Linked DNA regions of Mus musculus: region 1 is linked to region 2. Evidence: chromatin contacts called from ENCODE Hi-C data. All regions are on one chromosome and are shown on one strand. Each heading gives the region's core, a stretch centred on a gene start or an enhancer-like site at or near the end of the contact. The rest is flanking DNA. Distances are from core to core; before and after follow the strand shown.

Region 1 (6,596 bases), core at 4,002-6,501, 650 kb before region 2:
GGCAAGGCCAGACTACAGCTGTCACCGCGTTGGTTCCCGAGCTGGGCGCTGCACCTATGGAAGCCACTGCTGTAATCTTAATTTTTTTTTTTTAATTTCTTTTATTTTATTTCAACTAGACTGCGCCGAGCTTCCCAGAGAAGTCACACCATACAAGGCTGGATGTAATGCAGAGCAGCGTCTCAAAATCTGAGAAGGATCTTCTTTCCTTTCTGGAGCCTGTAGTTTTCTTTCCCTATTAAATTTCCCCCATTCATTATTCGATCTGCACCTATGCCTTGTGGGAAAGGATCAAATGAAGGTTTAGTGTTAGGGGTGGAAGATGGGGGCGGGAGCACAACAGTGGGACAGCGTTGCCCTCTCAGTTTCCTGCTACTTGCCATGGGAGTGCAATTTCTTCCCATCGCCAGCTTAGACAGGGAAGAAATCCTTTGTTTTAAATTAACTTAACAAATACATAGTTAGCACTATGTGCAAGGCATACTCAACGCATGCGAGTGACAGTAGACATAAATGTATGTGCCTCTGCACTCTTTGACGTCGATGGTAGCCAGTTGAGCTGATCACAACATTGCAGTTTATCCCTAAGCAGGAATGAAGCGACTATGTAGGGAACTGGAAAGAGGAACAGGAACAGAAACTTAGCGAGTACTGGAAGAGGAGTTTTGTTTTTAGTTTGTTTCGTTTTTGACAGCTATCCTAACAGGAGCGAGGTGAATCCTCACTATGGTCTGATTGGTCAGCAACTGTAGCGATTTCAAAGATCGTGTGTGTCTTTACAGTAATTCCTATTTGGGGTCCTTTTGCTTTAAAATTCGAGCTGTTTGCTATTGAATTATAGGGCTTTGCTGTTTTAGATATTAACTCACTGATCAAATGTATGGCTATCTCACTTCTTTATGTGTATTTTTTTTTTTTTTTTGGTCGTAGCAGCTCAAGACTAAAACAGGTATATTTTGTCCGTTTTTTGAGATGAATCATGGGTGTGTGTTGGAACTGTTTAGAGAGGGAGGAAAACTTCATGTGACCCAGATGCCAGTGGGGACAACAGGCTGCCTTTAGCAGGTGGGGATATCCCTCAGGTGCTATCATGCAGTTTGGGGAGAGTTACGGATTTGTGGAAACGGTGGTTTTGGTGCTATCACAAGAAAAGAGGGCCGTTCACGGTCATCAGCCAAACCTGGGATGTGCAGCAAGGAGGCCTGAGACCCCTGCCTACTACACATCCATCCCGCTTTGCCATTCATATTAGGAAATTAGCTGTCTACACAGCCTGAGTCCAACTGGCCTGGCAGTTGTTCTGAACCCCAGAATTTAGCTTGAGGGACAGAATGGAAAGTGCAGCCTCTGTGGTCCTTGAAGCACCCCATTAGCCTACTGGAGACGCTTTCATGACTTTCCAGCTGACCCCCACTGATTTCCCAGTTGACCTCTCCCGGCTCTTCAACTTTCTTGAGTTATCTCTACTGAATGTGCATCGAGCTTCATGACAATGATTTTTGGTCAGCCTAGTACAACTATTTACCCTATAGTTACATTGCATTGTTTACAAGGAGTTATGGTGGCATACTAAAACACTGAGGGCATTTGTATGTTATAAGCAGATGTTATGGCTTTGTATATAAGGATCCTGGGTACCCATAGATTTTGGTGCCTGCCCAGGCTCGGGGGTCGGTCAGAGATGAGAACCAATCTCCTATGATGCCAAAAGACACTGAAATGTCCTCTAGGTTCATCCATGTGACAACAAATGTAATTTTGGGTTCTTTTTTTTTTTTTTAAAGCTTATGTAATATTTATCTGTGTATATACTGCATTTTGGATCTGCTCCTTCACAGACACTGAGGTTAGTCCCATGTTTAGCTATCTTAGCTAGCGACAGTATCCACAATGAGCATGTCAGTACATATGTCTCTTCCACATACTGATCTCATTTCGTCTGGAGAGATGCCCAGGAGTAGGGGAGCTGGACTGCATATTAGGTATATTTTGAATTTTGTTGAGGTGGGAGATTACTGGACATGTGGGTGAGCCCACAAGAAATAGCCCCACAGAGCAGAGACTAAGGTGGGAAGCAGGGCTGGAGGAAAGACCCACACCCAGAAGAGGAACACGGGATGCTGCGGAGACAGGCAGAGAGCTCCCACACACTGCAAACACTGTTCCGAGATATTTCCGAGGTTGGCTCAAGCTGCATCCTTCTGGAACCCTGTCTCTTGCCTTCAGCAGTGCACAGGAACACATGCAGAGTGGCTGAAATGACTCTAATACAGGCATGTGCTCAGAGACACAGTGGGCCAGGGAAAGACCTCCATACCTCCACACAACACCCATGCAGGCTGAACCTGGCAAGGCTATCTGCCAAGGCCTGCTCAGAGCTGCAGCAGAGTGAGGATCAGGTCCCCTCCTGCCTCTCCACATGGTCTCTCATGATGGCAGCTGTGGTACGAGGAGTTTCACCTTTTACCTGAGGTGGGTCAGTTTTACTCTAGAAAGGAAACACTGGACCAAATTTTTGTCCTCTTTCTGTCCTTAGGGCTTCCAGGCTTCCTTCATCCACCCTGCCCCTGACCCCCTTGTGAGTGGTGAGTGTGCACTGCACACCTCTGCATATATGAATGTGAGTGCAGGCACTCATGCTCTCATACATTAAGGTCTGAGGACAATCTCAGGTGTTGGTCTCAAATTCCAACCTTTTGCCAGGGTCTCTTGTTAGTCGCTGTTTATGCCATAGCAGCTGGCCTGCGAGCTTTCAGGGATTTTCCGGTCTTCCCTGGCAGCACTGGAATTAGTTAAAGTGCTAACCTGGCCCTGCATTACATGGGTTCTGGATCTGCTCAGGTCTTCATGCGAGCACACTGAGCGCATTTCTTAAGCCTTCTTCCTGGACCACATCTGGAAGGTCCATGCTTACTCTCTCCCCTCCTTCAGCTCCTGTATCTTTTGCCCGTTCTGGACATGAAGGTTCAGTCATCTTGTCCAGTCCCTTCACTGACTAATGCTCCGTCACAAGAACAGACAGTTTTGTGCTGTTCCTCAGCTGATGAATATTTGGGTTTCCTCTACCTTTTAGGTTTCATGACTGATAACTGTTCCTCCGCCTGTGTAGCTTATGTTATACACGTACTCTTATTTTATTGGGCATATACCTAGGAATGGATCATGGAGTGCTTGAATCCAGTGAACATTCTCTTTTCACATTGGTACTTCCCATCTGGAAATGATAATCCAGATGACCAGATCCTAGATCACAGCTGCTATGATTGGAACTTCCTTTAATTTTGTAGACACACTCAGAATCTGTGCTCTCTAGTTATTCACTAGCCACATATGACAGGGCAACTTATGAGCTGCGTCTTTACATTACATTTTACCTAAATGGAAATTAAATATTCCTTTTGGGTAGTGGTTGTGCATTTGACAGCAGCCTTAGAAGAGATGAGAAACTACCCTAGTACACCTCCCTCCACGATGCCTCTATAACACCATTAAATAAATGCTAACATAACCCAATTCCTAAAAAGTTTAACCTCCACTCAAGCGTTTGAGCAGCTACAATGACCTATGAACACATACAAACTAAAACTAGAACTAGAGATTCTAACTAAAAGAACATAAAGATCTCTGGAGGTCCAACCCTCTGGCTTTGTTTTACTGAGACCACCCATTTGCAGATGTATAATCTATACGCAGTCTATTGATCACTCTGTTAAGACTCACCGTTAAGGAAAATTGCTTATCCTTAGACAAATGGCTTTAAGACGTTGGTATTTTATGAGCAGCTCTGTAGTTACAGACGGTGTCTGAGGAGCCCAGGCTTGAACAGATCCAGTTTCAGTACAGTCTATATAAATTATATAATAAACATTATATAACTGTCTTCGTGGCCTGTATTGTTAAATTTTAAATAGTGTACAGCAGTTAACAGGGAAGAGGCCCAATTCTGTGCCATTTAAAACGATTTAAAGGTAACTCATTTAACCCCCTCCTCTCCCTTTCCCAACCACGCTCCTGATTTACCTGTAACTCAACCATTCGTCATGCTGCTTAAAGAAGTCACAATCATCTATAAAAGCATGTCCTTAGTATGATGCTGCTTTAAACTTTATGACAAAGGACACTGCTGTACTCTCACACCTAGTTTAACCAGAACCTGACAAATCACTTTGCTCCCCAAGGTTAAGCTACTTAAGTGGATCCGATTAACCAGTTCCAAAGGCCTGCAGGACCACCATGCTCATCTGTAATCCTACCACTAAGCAGGCTGAAGCAGCCTAGAGACCGGCTCCCCACCCCCACAAAGGAAACCAGCAAAACTCCAAAGTTGTAAATCGCCTTGTAACAGAACATTTATATAAACAAGTAGATTTGAAATACCAAGTCTCCCCTCAGAAACCTTTGAAAACCCCGTCCTAACTGGAAGACTTGAACATGTCAATTTAACCCAGTTTCAATAGAAACACTAGCATCTAAACCAGAACCTTATACTAATTTCTATTATTAAGTATCCCCTTAATGTCCAAACACGAACGTTAACTGCAACCTTGTGTCTGACACGGAGTGGTGGGGAGAAACTCGAACGCCTCCAACGGCCCGCAGGCCACCCGCAGATGAAGCCGTTGGTCTCCCTTGAGCTCCCCAAGCGCCGCACAGGGATGCAGGAATGCACGGAAGGAGTCAGGAGAACTGGCCTGGCCAGTAACTGGCGACAGGCTCAGTGTACAGCGCTTTCTAATGAGGTTGTGGGTGGCTCTGAAAAGAGCCTTTGGTGTCTGTAAAAGTCGCACTAACGACCGGTAGGGGCCTCACTTGCCCTTGGCCTTGTGGTGGCTCTCGGTCTTCTTGGGCAGTAGCACGGCCTGGATGTTGGGCAGGACGCCGCCCTGCGCGATGGTCACGCGGCCCAGCAGCTTGTTGAGCTCCTCGTCGTTGCGGATGGCCAACTGCAGGTGGCGCGGGATGATTCGCGTCTTCTTATTGTCGCGGGCCGCATTACCAGCCAATTCCAGGATCTCAGCAGTCAGATATTCTAGCACAGCCGCCAGGTACACCGGGGCACCAGCGCCGACCCGCTCCGAATAATTACCCTTACGGAGAAGGCGGTGCACACGGCCCACTGGAAACTGCAGGCCGGCACGGGAAGAACGAGACTTCGCTTTTGCACGAGCTTTGCCGCCCTGCTTGCCACGACCAGACATCTTCCACTGATAACCAAAAGTACGCAAAAACAGAAAAGAAACCTAGCGAAAACGAATTCGTAAGCGCCAGCAAGCTCTTATATATGATCAGGAGGGAGGCTAGACTGCACCTTCCTATTGGATGCCAACAAGAACCAATCAGAAAAGAACGCGGAGCCTTCCTAATTTGCATATGCCTTACCCCGCGATGACGTAATGTAAAATTGTATTCAATCAAAGGGAGTGATGCCTGATCCTTCATTTGAATGCAAGGCATACAAATATTCTTGCTACAGGGGCGTCCGCGTTTCCGTAGTACAACTAGACATTATGCCTGATCCATCCAAATCAGCTCCAGCCCCCAAGAAAGGCTCCAAAAAGGCGGTCACCAAGGCGCAGAAAAAGGATGGCAAGAAACGCAAACGGGGCCGCAAGGAGAGCTACTCCATCTACGTGTACAAGGTGCTGAAGCAGGTGCATCCGGACACCGGCATCTCGTCTAAGGCCATGGGCATCATGAACTCGTTCGTCAATGACATCTTCGAGCGCATCGCCAGCGAGGCCTCCCGCCTGGCGCATTACAACAAGCGCTCGACCATCACGTCCCGCGAGGTGCAGACAGCCGTGCGCCTGCTGCTGCCCGGGGAGCTGGCCAAGCATGCTGTGTCCGAGGGCACCAAGGCAGTCACCAAATACACCAGCTCCAAGTGAGGCGCGGCGAGGGTGCCCTCAATTCAAAGGCTCTTTTCAGAGCCACCCATACAGTCGTTAAAAGGGTCTTGAACACAGTGCGGGCCACTGACGATTGCCACGCGCCCGAGGCGTTCCCTGACACTGGGTGCGGCCAAGTCCGATTTTTGAGCGAGAAATGTGGGGGTATGGCTGCTTTGCCCTTCCTAAGCGTAGAGTGTGAACGACAGCTGCAGGAGCAGGCAAGGGGCGTGAGTCCTCTCCCCAAGCCTGAAGTTTCGGTGGGCGAGGTCACAGTGAGGTGGTATTCTGGATGTGGGCCCCCTTGGTGGCCTCTGAATCTGTGTTCCCTTTAGCACCCTTTCCATCCTTTTCTGGAATAGAGAGGCGTCTTTAGCCCCTGAAAACTATTCTGACATTATATCATGTCAATAAACCCTGCACTAGCAGTATGCTGGAAACGGGGCGGGGGGAGGGGCGGCACACCGCAAAGCCTGTGTGCAGGAGCTAGGATGTAATTAGCCTGAGCTGCCAGCAAGCAGTTTCAGTGGTTAGGGGATGGGAGGTGGGAAAGAGTTCCGTTGTTTTGAGCAAGAGTTGTTCCCCTAAAGCTGCATAATTTTCTGTGAAGCATTAGTAAAAGAATAATCCACACTCAGCATTTATTTGGAGAACGTCATTAAAAATTTTTTTATTAGATATTTTCTTTATTTACATTTCAAATCCTAT
Region 2 (6,426 bases), core at 3,014-5,513:
CGTTCTGGCCTCATCCTCACCTATGCCCTAAGAAGCACAGCTGTCCTACCACCCTGACCATTAACTGCCTCACCTGTCCCCTCTGGATGCCCACCCACTCACTTCCTTGCACACCATCGTTGCAATGTCCACAGAGTTCCCTGTACAAAATGCCACTCCAATTAACACTTGTCATTTATCCAACCTTGTCTGTCAGGACAGAATATGGTTGATGTGAGCATGATGACCCACATTCATATGTGCTACAGTCTCTTGCTACCGCTATGAATGCATAGAATGTGGGATTTTCTCCTAAATCTGCTTTGGAAATACACAGGCCTCATTTTCCTGTTGAGGAAAAAGGGTTCTTAGGGGGTTTCTTGTTTGTTTGTTTGTTTGTTTGTTTTCTATTTTCTTCAGTTTGGGGCCCTGACCCAGGACCCAGCATATAATAGACAAGTGTTCCACCACTGAGCTGCACTACCTGGCAGCTGGAGCTCCTACCTGGACTTCCCAATGAATAAGTCCTTCTTATGGGACCTGGTCACACCATGGATTGTGGGTGGCACAGGATGGCTCCTGCATCCTGCTCAAATCTGAGCTGCTATGCTCTTCTTAGGTCTACCCTGACCACCTACACTGTACCATCCCCCTGGCCCTCCCTATACTTGAGGTCAGAAGGCCTTACTAACTGTGAAGCACGGGCCTTTCCCTCTACAGTGGCTGTATGTGCTGCTTTGCACATGCTAGACAACTGCACTATGACTGAGCTCTATCTACCTCAGCCTAGGGTATCTTTCCCTCAGCTTCCACACCAACCCCAGTAGCCACACAGGCCTCAATCTGTGTCCCTCACATTCAGATACTGCCGGTTGGAGAAGATCCTTCCACAGCCAGGGAAGTCGCAGGGCATCAGCTCTCTTTTGGCAGCTTTCCTAGGGGAGGAAAACGGGAGCAGGAGTCCTGCCTGCTCTGCCTCACACCTGACCCTCCCCAGAGTCCCCTCTCCCCAGTCCTACCTAATTCTCCTGAGCCCAATCTGGGCAGTATCCTCATCCCAAGTCGGATTCGGAGCAGACTGGGCCTGACTCCCAGGGCTATGGGTAGCAAAGAAGGAGCCGAGGGCCTCAAGGGTGACACATCCCAGGACACCCCTGCCCTGTTTCAGCCATCAGGTTACCTCTCCAGAGACTCAGTCATGTGCAGCTCTGCAGGCACCTGAGGGGTCCTGCTGAGTTCCAGCCGCACCTCAGTATCTGATGTCAGAGCATCTGGAGAACCCACGGAGGCGAGAACAGCACAGGGAGTGGGCAGAGTTGCAGGTACTGGCGAGACCTCTCCCTCCTTAGGTGTGTGCGTAACAGGGGACGGAGGTGGCCTAGGGACGTCTGGTTCACTGCTGGAAAGGGAAGCAGGAGGAGGGCATTATCCCCCTGGGCATCAGCCATCTCTAACCCCTATGTAGAAAACTCCCAACTCCCATAGCCCACTCTTGCTCTCAGCCTCCCCCAGAGCCTTACTTCATCCCTTCCCACAACTCCAATTCAAAGGCTAACGTTACTTTCCCCAGCATCTGCCCTGCCCACCGTGCAACAAGACCATCCCTCCAGCTGGCACAATCTCTGAATGGCCAGCTGCCTCCCCCCTCTCTCAAGCCGTTCCCCATCCTCCCTCAATCCCAACTGGCTCATCTGGGGAGGAGCTGTAGGTCCATGGGCTGGCGTCACTGAGCAGCTCTTCCTCTTCCTCTTCTTCTTCCTCCTCCTCCTCCACATCCTGATCCTCTCCCAGAGGTGGGTCGATCTCCAATGGAGAATCTACTCTCCTGCAAGCTCAAGAAAGACAAGCCTGAGAAACTGCCACCTCATCCCCACTCCCTATGCAGGTCTGTCCTGCCCCTCGCTTCCCTCACCTGGACAGCCTGGTTTCTTGAGTCCTTTCTCGCTGCTCACATTCCAAACCTGTTGGCACAAGCAGGTCATAAGAGAAGGAGGCCTAGACTCAAAGACTGAGGACAGTTTCTTCCCAAAGGCATCCTGGTTTGCTTGGTAGTGCTTTTTACAAATGAATTCTCTTTCAAACCTTATCTCCAGTTTCTGTCCATCCATCACTCCACACTTTTGCTTCCCATACCTAGCAATGCATGTGAGGATATATTTCCTTGCTATCATAAAGAGATCATTACTCCAGCTCTTGGAAGGTGGAGGGAGAGCCAGGCTACGTGGCTACACGAGACCCTAATGATAGTTAACACATTCAGAGAAGACTGAAAAGTGTTTTCCTTCCTCACTCACCTTGGGCTTCCTGCTTCCTCCTGGCCTCTGAACACCAGGCTCTCTCTGTGGTGTGTGTGAGAGGGGCCTGCTTAGGTACATCTGAAGGTGCAGGAATCAAAGAGGGTTCCCAGGAGAACGTGTGGCCCGCAGAGCACTCCCATACAAGCTCTCCTTCACCACCTCCAGGCCCCCGGAGCCCGGGCACTAGGCCGCATTCCCGGCTGTGTGTGTGAGACAGGAGCACCAGGTACTGCAGACCCTTCCGAGGCCCAGGCTCTGGAGCTGGAGGTAAGATGAAGCAGTCATGCAAGGACCAAGAAAACCACTCAGGCCATCCTAACCCTCTAAACCCACTGGCAACCTCAGGACATATACGACATCGGTTTATTTGTTTTTTTCTAATCTTTTTTAAAGATTTATTTATTTTATGTATGTAAGTACACTGTAGCTATCTTCAGACACACCAGAAGAGAGCATCAGATCCCATTACAGATGGTTGTGAGCCACCATGTGGTTGCTGGAAACTGAACTCAGGACCTCTGGAAGAACAGTCAACGTTCTTAACTGCTGAGCCATCTCTCCATGCCCAGACATTGGGTTTTTTCTTTTTTTAAGCATTCTTTTAAAAATATTTTATTTGTCATTAGCTTTGTATATCTGTGGGTGTGTGCACATGAGTGCAGGTGCTCCTGGAGGCCAGGGATGTTGGATCTCCCTGCAGCTAGAGTTCCACACAGTGAGCCTCCTGCCATGAGCACTAGGAAGGAAAGGAATTTGGGTTCCTCTGCAAGAGCAGCACACCACCCAGCCATTGCTTCAGCCCCTGAAGAGTTTGAAGGGATCTTGTTTTTGTTTTCAACCTAGATGCACAGTTGTTTGTTGTTTTGGTTTGGTTTAGAGCCGGGACAAACACACCCAAAGGTCCCAAGGCAAAGCTCCTTTCCCACAGGCATGGCAGCAGGCTTATTTTGGGCTTGTCCTCTTCCCGAACCCAGTAGGAGCTTCTGATCCATTTCTCTTGAGACATTCAGTCTCTAGGAGGCGCCACTACCTGTTAACGTCTTTTACCTACCTGCACAGAGGACACAGCCTGAAGAAGTGTACCTGCCAGAGAGGAGCTTGGTGTCAGCTCAGAGCCAACCACCCTCAAGTCTCCGCACTCACACACTTACAGGGCCAACCCTACAGACCTCCCATTCGCTGGGGCTAGGAGGGGAGGAGCAGGCCCACCCTGCCCAAACGAGAAACCCAAGGCTGTAGGAACCGGCTTGGGGCTGTGTCTCGGTGCCCTCCTTGGTCCCTCCCGGCCCCTAACCGGTCCAACAGGAACTTGGCGAGCTGCGAGTGCAGGGAGAAGCCCAGCCGCTCCTTGAGGAGGCACCACTGTTCCATGTGGCCGCCCAGGCGGATGCGGCACTTGCTGCGGCGCGCGTCCAGCTGCCTGCGCTTCTCCCGCCGGCGGCGGGATGCGTCTGCCACCGGAGAGGCCATAGACGTGCGGGCCTACGGGAGGAACGTGCTGTCGTCGTCGGGGCTTTCGGGACAGACACAGCCCCTCGCTCCGTCTGCAATGAATGGGGAGACCATAGTGCCTCCGCAGCGCTCGCGCCTCTCGGATCCAGCCACCCCTTCTTAGAGCCAGGGAGGACACTTGGAACACGGGGGTCGCAGGCAGGGGGAAAAGACTGGAAACTTGCTCTCCTTGTCTGGAGGCGGCCAGGTCTGCGTGCAGCCGCGCCTTGGCCTTCTCCCTGCCTCCCATGCAGGGGAAGCCCACCCAGCAATGCTAGGACACCGGGCCAACCCTCGTGGGGTCTTACCTGCACGCCCCAACCCGCCTTTGCCCAAACTGCGCCTGCGCTCCCCGGACCCGCGTGCTCACTCCGAAAGCCACAGAAGGACCGGGGCCCACCGCGCGCGCCGCCGCTGTTTCTCTTTTAAGAAGAAACCGTCCCCCCTCGGCGTCAGGAGGCTACGGCCTGGACTTGCAGCGGGAAGACAGCTGTCTGCGCCTGCGCCCCGGGAGCCCCGTGCAAAGCCTGCCGGGAATTGTAGTTAGCCTTAGTCCTGAACGACTGTCTGGGATTCTGTCGTCATTGCTCCTTCTATTAGCATCTCTGCCTATCAGTTGCCACCAAGCAAACGCGAGCTGCAGCATCCGCCAGCTGAAGCCAACTAGAGTCCTTTCTGAACCGCGAGACCACCCTCCAGCTGCAACCTATAACCTGCCACCATCCACACGAGAAGTTGCCTACACTTTGTACAGACTCTGATTTCACATCGTCTACAAATGGCTCTGATGGAGTTATTTCTATCAAGAGACTGCAACGGCACTTGTCAACGGCACAAGTTTTTTATTTTCTGTTTTGCTTGAAACAAGGTCTCATGTAATTCAGGCTGGTGTCCAAACTCACCATGTAGCCAAGATAGCCTTGACTCCTGCCTCCACTTTTGAAGTACTGAGATTAAAGGCCTGCACCTCTCTATGTTGCTAAATGAAGTGACCAATTCTGTTGCCTCTCTGCCCCAGAATGGAGAAGAGTTTAGCTCTCTCCTCTTGCCACACATTCATCTCACTTTCTTCTCAACTTCACTGTCAGACTAGACTTTGTCTGCTCCTGGTTTTCTCCCGCTTGGCTGGATCCTCTTCTCTCTTAGATCCTTCTGTTACCAAAAGATGGAATGGACTAGGCTCAGGTCCCTGGCAAGCCTCTCTTTTAGGTATGCTCTTGGGGGGGGGGGGGTGATGTAATTAGATCACCCATTGATTGATGTTTCTGGCTACCCTTTTGGGATTCCAGACTCCTTTGACTGCCCAGTTGACTCTCCATGGTTAAATGGCTTAATATACTTCATGTTTATAAAGAATTTACAAGTGCCTGGCACAAGGGAGTCCACAATGAACAGCCTTAGGGCTCAAACCTCACTCCAAGTCACTTGCACTACTGACTGTTTTCTGTAGCAAATCACTACAAACTTGACAACTCAAAACAGCAGAAATTTACTCGCTTACAGTTTTGGAGGTCTGCACCAAAGTGCTGAACAGGGCTACAGGTCAAGCAAGAGCTCTAAGAGAGTTTTCTCCTTGCCTTTTTTATCTTCCAGTGGTGACCAGCGTTCTGGGACTTCTGGCCATATCACATAAGCTTCTGACTCCACACAGCCTTGCTCTAGTGCAACCCTTCCTCTTCTTTCAAACACAGTCCACTTGGGTAATCCAGAGGACCTCCCATTTCAACACCTCAAACAGTTATAACTGCAAAGTGTTGGCTACAAAAAAAAAGCAACTTTCACATATTCTAGTAGTTAGAACACGGATGTTTGGTGAAACTATGTTTCAGCATGCAGTATGATCATCATAGACTGTTGAGGCATCTCATCAGAGAAAGATGCTTGCTGAGCAAGTCTGGGGCCTCAGTTTAATCCCTAGAACCCAGCATTAGGGTGGAAGGGGGAGAATGGCCTCTAAAGTTGTCCTCTGGTCTCCACAGACACGAGGCATGGCACTGATGCTCACACACGATATGTACGCACAAAATAATTTTTATTTTTAAAGATGATCACCACATGTGGTGGCACACACTTTAATCCCAGCACCTAAGAAGCAAAGGTAGAGCCGGGCAATGGTGGCGCACGCCTTTAATCCCAGCACTCGGGAGGCAGAGGCAGGTGGATCTCCTAGTTCGAGGCCAGCCTGGTCTACAGAGTGAGTTCCAGGACAGCCAGGGCTACACAGAGAAACCCTGTCTCAAAAAAACCAAAAACCAAAAAAAAAAAAAAAAAAAAGCAGCAGCAGCAAAGGTAAATGGGTCTATCTCTATGAGCTCCACGCCAGCCTGATCTGCATATCAAGTTTGCCAGGGCTACGAGAAAGAGAGAAATGAGAATTAAAGTAAAATTAAACTTTAAAAAAACTTATCTTCATGAAAAAAAAATGGGTTTACAGTTAAGAGTGTGTCTTAGTCAGGGTTTCTATTCCTGCACAAACATGACCAAGAAGCAGTTGGGGAGGAAAGGGTTTATTCAGCTTACACTTCCACATTACTGTTCATCATCAAGTTCGTCAGGACTGGAACTCAAGCAGGTCAGAAAGCAGGAGCTGATGCAGAACCATGGAGGGATGTTCTTTACTGGTTTGCTTCCCCTGGCTTGCTCAGCTTGCTTTCTTGTA

The links. A loop is a pair of places that touch in the nucleus more often than their neighbours do.
Region 1: a loop to region 2 is called in a map of v-Abl transformed pro-B cells, with 2.9 times the contacts of the local background. The contact joins the promoter of H2aw here to the promoter of Zfp692 in region 2. A Hi-C loop is called at or near these places in 2 of 37 maps with a recorded cell type or tissue (T-helper 17 cell and v-Abl transformed pro-B cells).

What each region holds. Positions count from the first base shown.
Region 1 is chr11:58,953,340-58,959,935 of GRCm38, reverse strand. It overlaps H2aw (H2A.W histone), which reads right to left and starts at 5,251. Exons shown (of 1, transcript NM_178218.4): 1 at 4,744-5,251. The coding sequence starts at 5,198. The coding sequence ends at 4,806. It also overlaps the pseudogene H2bu1-ps and a transcript of Trim17 not described here.
Region 2 is chr11:58,304,906-58,311,331 of GRCm38, reverse strand. It overlaps Zfp692 (zinc finger protein 692), which reads right to left and starts at 4,263. Exons shown (of 12, transcript NM_182996.3): 1 at 4,076-4,263; 2 at 3,571-3,820; 3 at 3,328-3,359; 4 at 2,274-2,537; 5 at 1,892-1,940; 6 at 1,667-1,804; 7 at 1,160-1,378; 8 at 999-1,076; 9 at 836-914. The coding sequence starts at 3,746.